2 separate regions of the Homo sapiens genome follow, and region 1 is linked to region 2. Evidence: read pairs that join two places in POLR2A ChIA-PET (ENCODE). Cell type or tissue: HepG2. All regions are shown on one strand. Links, peaks and the distances in the headings refer to the core of each region. The heading gives the core; the rest is flanking DNA. Region 1 overlaps CLIC4 (chloride intracellular channel 4). Region 2 overlaps ELOA-AS1 (ELOA antisense RNA 1).

Evidence for each region. Peaks named below come from ENCODE experiments on the same cell type or tissue, not always from the same donor. Only the 100,000 strongest peaks of a DNase experiment are listed, where the experiment ranks them.
Region 1: POLR2A ChIA-PET joins it to region 2 with 8 read pairs; 2 of 35 experiments call an interaction of 5 or more read pairs at or near these places.

Annotation. Positions count from the first base shown.
Region 1 is chr1:24,772,744-24,778,122 of GRCh38, reverse strand. All of the region lies in intron 1 of CLIC4 (chloride intracellular channel 4), which reads right to left. It also overlaps the pseudogene RNU6-1208P. Among named protein-coding and RNA genes, the nearest start is that of CLIC4, 30 kb to the right of the region's middle. In HepG2, for the core only: no CTCF peak of the experiment used is centred there; no DNase peak of the experiment used is centred there.
Region 2 is chr1:23,762,645-23,768,023 of GRCh38, reverse strand. The region is part of intron 3 of ELOA-AS1 (ELOA antisense RNA 1); the gene reads left to right. Among named protein-coding and RNA genes, the nearest start is that of ELOA-AS1, 13 kb to the left of the region's middle. RefSeq lists a silencer at 1,931-2,225. In HepG2, for the core only: no CTCF peak of the experiment used is centred there; a DNase peak (open chromatin) is centred at 2,063.

The DNA of each region.
Region 1 (5,379 bases), core at 161-5,160, 1.0 Mb before region 2:
TCAAGATTCTTACAGAACCACCACCATCTCACTCATAGACACTACTATCAAGTAAGATAAATTGCCAGAGCTACGACCAATATAATGTAGGCCACAAATGTTATATTAAATTTTCTAGCAGCCATATTGAAGACTTAAAAAGAGTACTTACTTTGACAGCATGAATACTAAAATTGGGACAATTCAAAACAGATTAGCATGGCCCCTGTTCAAGAATGACGCACAAATTTGTGAAGCATTCCACATTTTCTTAAAAGTAAAAGAAACAAGTGTGATTAAATTTTTTTATTTAACCCAATATATCTAACATCATTCAACACATGATCAACATAAAAAGTTATTACATTCTTTTCTTTGTACTACATCTTTAAAATCTGGTGTATATTTCATAATTATAGTACATCTCAACTCAAACTAGACATATTTCAAACACTGAATAGCCATGTATAGGTAGCGACAATTGTATTGACAGCAGGCATCTAGAGAAAAGGCCTCTGGGCACCAATGTCACCAAGACCAGATACTAAAGATGATGTACCTGACTCATTAACTCAACATTCAAGCTCTCAGAAACTATTTGTTCTTTTTTTTTGCTCTATCACCCAGGCTAGAGTGCAGCGGCGTGATCTCGGCTCACTGCAACCTCCACCTCCCAGGTTCAAGCGATTCTCCTGCCTCAGCCTCCCGAGTAGCTGGGATTACAGGCACATGCCACCACGCCTGACTAATTCTTGTATTTTTAGTAGAGACAGGGTTTCACCATGTTGGTCAGGCTGGTCTTGAACTCCTGACCTCTTGATCCGCCCGCCCTGGCCTCCCAAAGTGCTAGCATTATAGGCGTGAGCCACCGTGCCTGGCCTGAAACCATTTATTCCTATTTCAAACAAATTTTAACAGTTTATCTGGTGTACTGAGCCACAACAAATTACAATAGAAAATTAACGGAAATGGGCTGCATCAATAGAGCTAAGTTGGCAAAGGAAGAAATACAAAATACACACACACATGCACGCATGCACCCATCCACACATGCACACACACAAAGGAGATTTAGGTTCGAAAAGCACAATAGCTGAGGCCATTTAGCAGAAAGACAAAAATAGTCTTACATGCCTCAACGGCTCCCGAGGCCATTGTTGCATTACTGAATTTATATTCAGAATGTTGACATTAATTGGCAGTTAAACCCAGCATTTTCGGGTTTTTTTTTGAGACAGAGTTTTGCTCTTGTCGCCCAGGCTGGAGTGCAATGGCATGATCTTTGCTCACTGCAACCTCCGCCTCCTGGGTTCAAGGGATTCTCCTGCCTCAGCCTCCCGAGTAGCTGGGACTACAGGCCCCTACCACCATGCCCAGCTAATTTTTGTATTTTTGGTAGAGACAGGGTTTCCTGACCTCTGGTGATCCACCTGCCTCAGCCTCCCAAAGTGCTGGGATTACAGGCATGAGCCATGACACCTGGCCAAACTCAGCATTTTCAAAAGTCAAGGAAGCATTAATATATTTTAGAAATACTTTCATTTAAAATAAATTTCAGAACTCTGTATTATTTTTGCAATTTTTCTACAAATCTAAAACTATTCTAAAATTTAAAGGTTTCTGTTTTTAAAAAAATAAGTTTGAGTCTTCTAGTAAGACCAGGCAGTTCCTCCTATAGGATCAACTCTGCCTATCATAACAGCTATAACTTCCAGACAAAAACACCTGAAGGCACTGGAGAGTGACAAAAGCAGGCAAATATTGGAGGGGAGTTGGCACTTGGAGGAAAGGAACTGCACTGGACAAGTTTCCCCAAGTTTTATCTTTTAGCCTTGCACCATGTAGGGCAGCTAAAACTCCAATGGAAAATTCACAGTTCTGCTGACTTTAAAAGCCAAAAAACAGTCTAGAGCAACCATCACCACTGCAAAGAAAATAAAGTAAGACACCATTAAAAAGAGAGAGAGAGAGAACCAGCACAGGGGAGCCCTAAAATCTGCATAAATCTGTCTAAATCTCTCGCTGATCCGTGAAACACACATGCACAGAGCAGGCTCCAAGTAGGCCAGCTAAGAGAACTGAACTGAAATGTACACTGCCACCTACTATGGGGGGACAGTTTTGCAGCTTGAATTCAGGTAAGTTAATCAATTGCCTGCTTTAGAAAAGAAAATCAATGCTTTTAAGACGGGCATAACAAAATTTATATATATAAATTATCATTTATCATTTGTAATATCCAGAATATAATCCAAAATTACTCCCTATAAGAAGAAATGGAAAAACCTGACCCATTCTCAAGAAAAAAAAAAAAAAGTAATCAAGGAGACTACCCTAAGATGACCCAGATTCTACAGTTTGCAGTCAAGGATTTTAAGGCAGTTATGGTAACTATGTTCAAATAACGAAAGAAAAATATGCTCAAAATAAAGGAAGATAGGAAATCTCAGTAGGGAAAGAAATCACACACAAAAATGTAAATTCTAGAACTAAAAACTACAATATCTAAATTATTTTTTCATATTACTAGATTGGCTTAACAGTAGAATAAAGAAGGAAAAGAAAAGAAAAGAGAGGGAAAGAGAAAGAAAGAGAAAAGAAAGAAAGAAAAGAGAGAGAGAAGAAAGAAAGAGGTCTGTGAACATAAAGACAGAACCAAGAAATTATTCAATTTGAAGAACAGAAAAAAAAGAGCCTCAAAGACCTACGGGAAAATACTAAAACATTTATATTTTAGAGTTCCAGAAGGAGACAATGAGGAAAAAAATATTTCAAGAAATAACGGCCAAAATTTTCCCAAAAAAAGACAAATTTACAGATTCAAGTTTCATGAACATCAAGCAGATTCAATACAAATAATGCCATACCTAAGTATATCATAATTGAAATAATGAAAAGCAAAAAAAAAAAAAAAAAAAAGAAAGAAAGAAAGGAAGAAAAAGAAAATCTTCACGGTAGCTAGAAAAAAACAACACATTGCATACAAGGAAATAATAATTTGAATGACTGTTGAATTATCATTTGGAGTAATGGAGGCCAGAAAACATGGAATCACTTTCTTTTTTTTTTTTTTCAGATGGAGTCTCACTCTGTCACCCAGGCTGGAATACAGTGGTGTGATCTCGGCTCACTGCAACCTGTGCGTCCTGGGTTCAAGCGATTCTCCCGCCTCAGCTGCCCCAGTAGCTGGGATTACAGGCATGCGCCACCACATCCAGCTAATTTTTGTATTTTCAGTAGAGTCAGGTTTTCACCATGTTGGCCAGGCTGGTCTTGAATTCCTGACCTCAGGTGATCCACCCACCTTGGCCTCTCAAAGTGCTGTGATTATAGGCATGAGCCACTGCCCTCGGTCCTTTTTTTTTCAGACAAGGTCCCGCTCTGTCGCCTAAGCTGAAGCGCAGCTCTCACTGCAGCCTCGATCTCCAGGGATCAAGCCATCCTCCCACCTCAGCCTCGCAAGTAGCTGGGACCAGGCACCTGCCACCATGTCCAGCTATTTTTTCAATTTTTTGTAGAGACAGGGTCTCACTAGGTTGCCCAAGATGGTCTCGAACTCCTGGGCTCAAGAGATCTTCCACTTCAGCCTCCCAAAGTGCTGAGATTACAGGCATGAGCCACCACGCCCAGTCAAGAACATTTTTTAAATTGCTGAAAGAATAACAATAACAACAATAAAAATCAACTCAAAATTCTATTTCCAACAAAACCATCTTTAAAGAATGGAAGAGAAGTCAAGACATTTTCAGATACAACTATTTAGAATGTGAAAGTTTGGCACTAAATGACTTAATTTCAGAAACACAGAACACTAATTTGTTTTTATTATATTAATCCATGATTATTTTATTTAAAAAAGAAGTTACTTAGCTGGGCGTGGTGGCTCACGCCTGTAATCCCAACACTTTGGGAGGCCAAGGCAGGCGGACTGCCTGAGCTCAGGAGTTTAAGACCAGCCTGGGCAACACGGTGAAACCCCGTCTCTACTAAAAATACAAAAGAAATTAGCCAGGTGTCGCAGTGTGCACCTGTAGTCCCAGCTACTCGGGAGGCTGAGGCAGGAGAACTGTTTGACTCCAAGAGGCAGAGGTTGCAGTGAGCCAAGATCGCACCACTGCACTCCAGCCAGGGCCACAGAGGGAGACTCCATTTATACAACAAAAAAAATTAAAATTAAAATAAAAAAGAAACATGCTCCTTTATAATTATTCTCACTTTGGTTACATCAAAAAAAAGTGCATCTCTGGCTGGGTGCAATGGCTCACACCTGTAATCCCAACACTCTGGGAAGCCAAGGTGGGAGGATCACTTGAAGCTGGGAGTTTTGAGACCAGCCTGGACAACACAGTGAGACCCCCATCTCTATGAAAAATAAGAAAATTAGCCAGATATGGTAGTACACACCTTTAGTCCTAGCTACTCAGAAGGCTTAAGCAGGAGGATCACTTGAGCCCAGGAGGTCAAGGATGTAGTGAGCTATGATCTTACCACTGCACTCTAGCCTGGATGACAAAGTGAGGCCCTGTCAAAAAAAAAAAAAAAAAAAAAAAAAGGTGCATCTCAAACTTTTTCATTGTCTAGCCCTCATTTTTAAAAAATATCTGCTAACCAAAGATAAATTCACTAACTGCCAGGGTCTTCCCTTGTTTATCAACTAAAGACAACTATGTTGGGACATAGGTGAAATGCTTCTGCAAGTCAAAATGCAGCAACCCACTTTCCTTAAGGGTATACACATTATACTGTAGTATAAACTAGATTCACAAAGAATCCCAAGAGTACAAGAAAACAATGAAATGTTCAAGAAATTAATATTATTCTTCCCCATCTATGCTTAAGGCAGCTATTTCTGTTCATCAAGTTCTCAGACCAATTTTAACTAGACACTCCACCAAGAGTTCAGTAGTAGAGTCAAAAATCCAATTTTCCCTTTGTAAAAAACCTAAATTCTGCAGAAAGTTTTTTCTTTTTAAGAGATTACATTCCAGGTGAAGTGTGAAAAAAGAGAGATTACAGTTTAAGTAAACAAAAGGAAAATAAAGAATTCAGAGGGTAAATGAGATATGTGGGGGACTTTTAAAACACAATTGCTTGACATGCACAGAAAATTGGCTGTAAGGATATATATCACAATATTGCTTAAAGCCAAATTTCAGACCTCTAAATGACTAAGAACAATGGATTAATGAAGATGACCATAAACAATGAAAAACTGCAATCATGAAAATGCTATACAATATTTTATTAATAGTATAAAATATTAGCTCTCAACAAACATGAATAAATTAATGAATCTTCCTCATTTGTTTTAATTTTGGATTATGTATTTTTAAATGTTCATTAAAATATATTACAAAATCAGCCGGGCGCTGTGGCTCACACCTGTAATCCCAGCACTTT
Region 2 (5,379 bases), core at 81-5,080:
ACCTCAAAATAGTTCTTAGCTTGTGACCCTGAAGTTTGAATTCCCATCAGTAAAAAACAAAACCTTTTTCTTTCATTCCACATTTAGAGGGAAAGAAGGAGGGACACTAAAATGTGGCTCCCCTTCTGTCATTGAATCCTTATAAGAATTCCTGCAGAGTGTCATAATTCCCATTTTACCAATGAGGAAACTGAGGCTCAGAGAGGTGTGGGAGTGGTGGAGGCAGGATTTGAACCTGGGTCTCATCCCAAAGGTCATGCATGCTTTTTCCACTACACTAGACATTCCCAAACCAGGCCGCTCATCGAGTTCATTGGGGGAAGCCTACAAAAGCGTACCTGTTTCCAGATCCTACCTTTGACCTATTCAACCATATTTCTTCAGTAGGGCCCAGAAACCTGTACTTTAAAGAATTATTTGTGGCCGGGCGCCGTGGCTCACGCCTGTAATCCCAGCACTCTTGGAGGCCGAGGTGGGTGGATCACGAGGTCAGGAGATCAAGACCATCCTGGCTAACACGGTGAAACTCCGTCTCTACTAAAAATACAAAAAATTAGCCGAGCGTGGTGGCGAGAGCCTGTAGTCCCAACTACTCGGGAGGCTGAGGCAGGAGAATGGCGTGAACCGGGAGGTGGAGCTTGCAGTGAGCGGAGATCGCGCCACTGCACTCCAGCCCTGGTGACAGAGTGAGACTCCGTCTCAAAAAAAAAAAAAAAAAAAAAAAAAAAAGCCAGGCGCGGTGGCTCACGCCTGTAATCCCAGCACTTTGGGAGGCCGAGGCGGGCAGATCACGAGGTCAAGAGATCGAGACCATCCTGGCCAACATGGTAAAACCCCGTGTCTACCAAAAATACAGAAATTAGCTGGGCATGGTGGCGCACACTCGTAGTCCCAGCTTCTCGGGAGCCTGAGGCAGGAGAATTGCTTGAATCCGGGAAGCGGAGGTTGCAGTGAGCCAAGATCGCGCCACTGCACTCCAGCCTGCCAATAGAGCAAGACTTTGTCTCAAAAAAAAAAAAAAAAAAAAGAATTATTTGTGCAGTTATTTGATAACTGTCTCCCTACTAGATGAAAGCTTCATGAGGGCAAGGGCCATGTCTCTTTTTTTTTTTTTTTTTTTTTTGAGACGGAGTTTTGCTCTTGTCCAGACTGGAGTGCAGTGGCACAATTTCGGCTCACCGCAACCTCCACCTCCTGGGTTCAAGCGATTCTCCTGCCTCAGCCTCCCAAGTAGCTGGGATTACAGGCATGCACCACCACGCCCAGCTAATTTTGTATTTTTAGTAAAGACGGAGTTTCTCCATGTGGGTCAGGCTGGTCTCGAACTCCTGGCCTCAGGTGATTCATCTGCCTTGACCTCCCAAAGTGCTGGGATTACAGGCATGAGCCACCATGCCTGGCCTTTTTTTTTTTTTTCTTTTTTCTTTTTTGAGACAGGGTCTTGCTCTTTCACCCGGGCTGGTGCGCAGTGGGATGATCTTGGCTCACTGCAGCCTCAACCTCCCCGAGTTCAAGCAATCCTCCCACCTCAGCCTCCTGAGTAGCTAGAACTACAGGTTCATGCCACCATGCCCAACTAATATTTTATTTTATTTTGTTTTATTTTTATTTTATTTTGAATGGCATGATCTTGGCTCACTTCAACCTCCACCTCCCAGGTTCAAGGTATTCTCCTGCTTCAGCCTCCCGAGTAGCTGGGATTATAGGCATGTGCCACCACACCCGGCTAATTTTGTATTTTTAGTAGAGATGGGGTTTCTCCATGTTGGTCAGGCTGGTCTTGATCTCCTGACCTCAGGTGATCTGCCCGCCTCAGCCTCCCAAAGTGCTGGGATTACAGGCATGAGCCACCGCGCCTGGCCTAATATTTTATTTTTTTAGAGACAAGATCTCACTATGTTGCCCAGGCTAGTTTCAACCTCCTGGACTCAAGTAATCTCTCACCTTGGCCCCCCAAAGTGCTGGGATTACAGCTGTGAGCCACTGTCCCCAGCCTGCCATGTCTGACTTAGTCAGTGACACAGAGTGGGAAGCAATGCAAGTATTTGCTTACTACTAAATCAACAAGCTTCCTAGTCCTGACCTAGGGACCTGCTGTGAAGAGCTATTCCACTGTGGCAAATTCTCTGGAGCAGTTCTCAAACTTCAGTGTACATTTTAAGAATTGCTTAGTGTCGGCCGGGCGTGGTGGCTCATGACTGTAATCCCAGCACTTTGGGAGGCAGAGGCGGGTGGATCATTTGAGGTCAGGAGTTCAAGACTAGCCTGGCCAACATGGTGAAACCCCGTCTCTACTAAAAATACAAAAATTAGCCGGGTTGTAGTGATGCATGCCTATAATCCCAGCTACTTGGGAGACTGAGGCAGGAGAATCGCTTGAGCCTGGGAGGCGGAGGTTGCAGTGAGCTGAGATCACGCCACTGCACTCCAGTCTGGGGAACAGAGCAAGACTCCATCCCCCCAAAAAAAAAATGCTTAGTGTCAGGCCAGGCACAATGGCTCATGCCTGTAATCCCAGCACTTTGGGAGGTCGAGGCAGGTGGATCTCACCTGATCTCACCTGAGGTCAGGAGTTCAAGACCAGCCTAGCCAACATGGTGAAACCCATCTCTACTAAAAATACAAAAGTTGGTGGTGCACGCCTGTAGTCCCAGCTACTAGGGAGGCTGAAGCAGGAGAATCACATGAACCCGGGAGGCAGAGGTTGCAGTGAGCCGAGAGTGATCAAGCTACTGCATTCCAGCCTGGGTGACAGAGTGAGACTTCACCTCAAAAAAAAAAAAAAAAAAAAAAAAAAAAAAAAAAAAAAAAAAAAAATCGCTTAGTGTCTCAGTCATTTCAGGCTACTGTAACAACTTACCATAGACTGACTGGCTTAGGCAACAAACATTTACTTCTCACAGTTCCAGAGGCTGGAAGTCCAAGATCAAGGCGCTGGCCAATTCTGTGTCTGGTGAGGGCCCTCTTCTTGGTTTGCAGACTGCCGTCCTCTCATTTCCTCACATGGTGGAGAACAAGGAGCAAGAGCAACTCTCATTTCTCTTATGAGGGAGAATCCTATTCATGAAGCCTCTACCCACGTGACCTAATTACCTCCAAAGGCCTATCTAATACTGTCACACTGGGTCTTAGGATTTCAGCATAGGCATTTTGGGGGGACACAAACATTTAGTCCATAACACTTGAGTTGCATCTTTTTAAATGCATATTCTGAGGCCCCAACCCAAGACTCTGTGCTTGAGAAACAGATACAGTGATATAAAATTTTGATGGCTGGAACTTTCCTTAGTCTTTGAAAAGAGTTGAGACAATAGACATCATAGAGAAGTTCAGGGGGCCGGGCGAGGTGCCTCATGCCTGTAATCCCTGCACTTTGGAGGCCAAGGTAGAGTGATTAAGCTCAAGAGTTCAAGACCAGCCTGGGCAACACGGCAAAACTCCATCTCCCAAAAAAATACCAAAAAATTATCTGGGAGTGGTGGTGCACATCTGTAGTCACAGCTACTTGGGAGGCTGAGGTGGGAGGAATACTTGAGCCTGGGAGGTTGACGCTGCAGTGAGCCAAGATCCCACCGCTGCACTCCAGCCTGGGTGACAGAGTGAGACTGTCTCAAAAAGAGTGAGAGAAAGAAGTTCAGGGGCCTCTGAAGACAAACTGTTTCACCATTTAGCAAATAACCAGGAAGAGATGAAAGTGGATGAGAAACCCTGTGATGGGGGCATCTGTCAAGTTGATAAGCCAGGTAGGATTCTGCTGGGCATCAGTTACATGAAGCAGACAAAAGATATCATTCTTAGAAATGACTGTTGAACTTGAGGATAAAGAATTTTTAGGCTGGGCACGGTGGCTCACACCTGTAATCCCAGCACTTTGGGAGGCCAAAGCGGGCAGATGGCTTGAGGTTGGGAGTTGCAGACCAGCCTGGCCAACGTGGTGAAACCCTGTCTCTACTAAAAATATAAAAATTAGCTGGGCGTGGTGGCACATGTCTGTAATCCCAGCTACTCGCGAGGCTGAGGCTGCAGTGAGCCGAGATCGTGCAACTGCACACCAGCCTGGGCAACAGAGCGAGACTCCATCACAAAAAAAGAATTTAAAAAAAAAAAACAGAAACGACTCTGGCCTTGGCTCAGGCATCTTTTGTTTTGGAGGTCAGCTTTGCTTCAGAGGCCAAATTGGGTATGCATGTCAGTGTATGAGATGGTAAATGTGACTGAGAGCATGTGTTTTGGAGTCAGGCCAATACATAGCACCACTGCTCACTGATTCTGTGAACTTAGGCAAGTTCTTCATCTCTCTGTGCTTCGGTTTTTCTCATTTTCATTAAAACAATTTTTTAAAATTTATTTCTACAGACACTATGGTGACTTAAGTTCTCATTTTTATTTTTTAATCCCCTGGATTTACCAGGATTAAGTTGTCATTTTTAAAATGGGGCCATGACTGTTTACCTCACAGGATCATTGTGATAACAGAGGCAGTGTACAGAAGAAGGAATGGTGGCACCTAGTAGGTGCATAATCAATAAAGTCAGTTACTCCTCCCTAACTGTTAAGTGTCAGAGTCTATTACTCCATATCCTAAGGTCTAATACAGGTCCTGGCTCAGCAAATGTTTAATTAATCGATAAAGGACAGATTTGTATGTTTGATGGAAGGTCCAATCCACTTGCTGTATGCAGGGTTGAAGCCAAATCCATGGCTCCATTAGCAAGTGCTAAAGCTCCTGCAGGTCAGCCAGAGCCACCACAGCAGGTTCTCATTAAGTCTTTGCTGGCACGACTTTCCTGCATTCATGTTCCTTCTGTACTCATTAGAACGCCCGTGTAAGCTGAGACCTACTGGTCCCTCACAGCCCGTGGAAACTGAAAGGCAGAGTGGCACAAACCTTGCAGTTAGAGAATCACGGTGTCAAATCCTTCCTTTTGCCACTTTATTAGCTACGCAACTTGGCCATGTTAATTTCACTCCTTTCCCCCCCCTCCCCGTTTGTTTTTTATTTTTTTGGAGACAGGGTCTTGCTCTGTCGCCCATGCTGGACTGCAGTGGCAATCATGGCTTATTGCAGCCTCAACCTCCTGGGCTCAAGCCATCCTCCCACCTCTACCTCCCGAGTGGCTGGGACCAAAGGTGTGTGCCACCACACCCAGCTAGTTTTGTATCTTTTGTAGAGATAGAGTTTTGCCATGTTGCCAAGGCTGGTCTCAAACTCTTGAACTCCAGCAATCCACCCTCCTTGGCCTCCCAAAGTGTTGGGATTACAGGCATGAGCCACAGTCCCTCCTAACCCCCTACCCCTGTTTTTTTTTTGAGACAAAAAAAGAGATGGGGTTTTGCCATGTTGCCCAGGCTGGTCTTGCTCTGTCACCTAGACTGGAG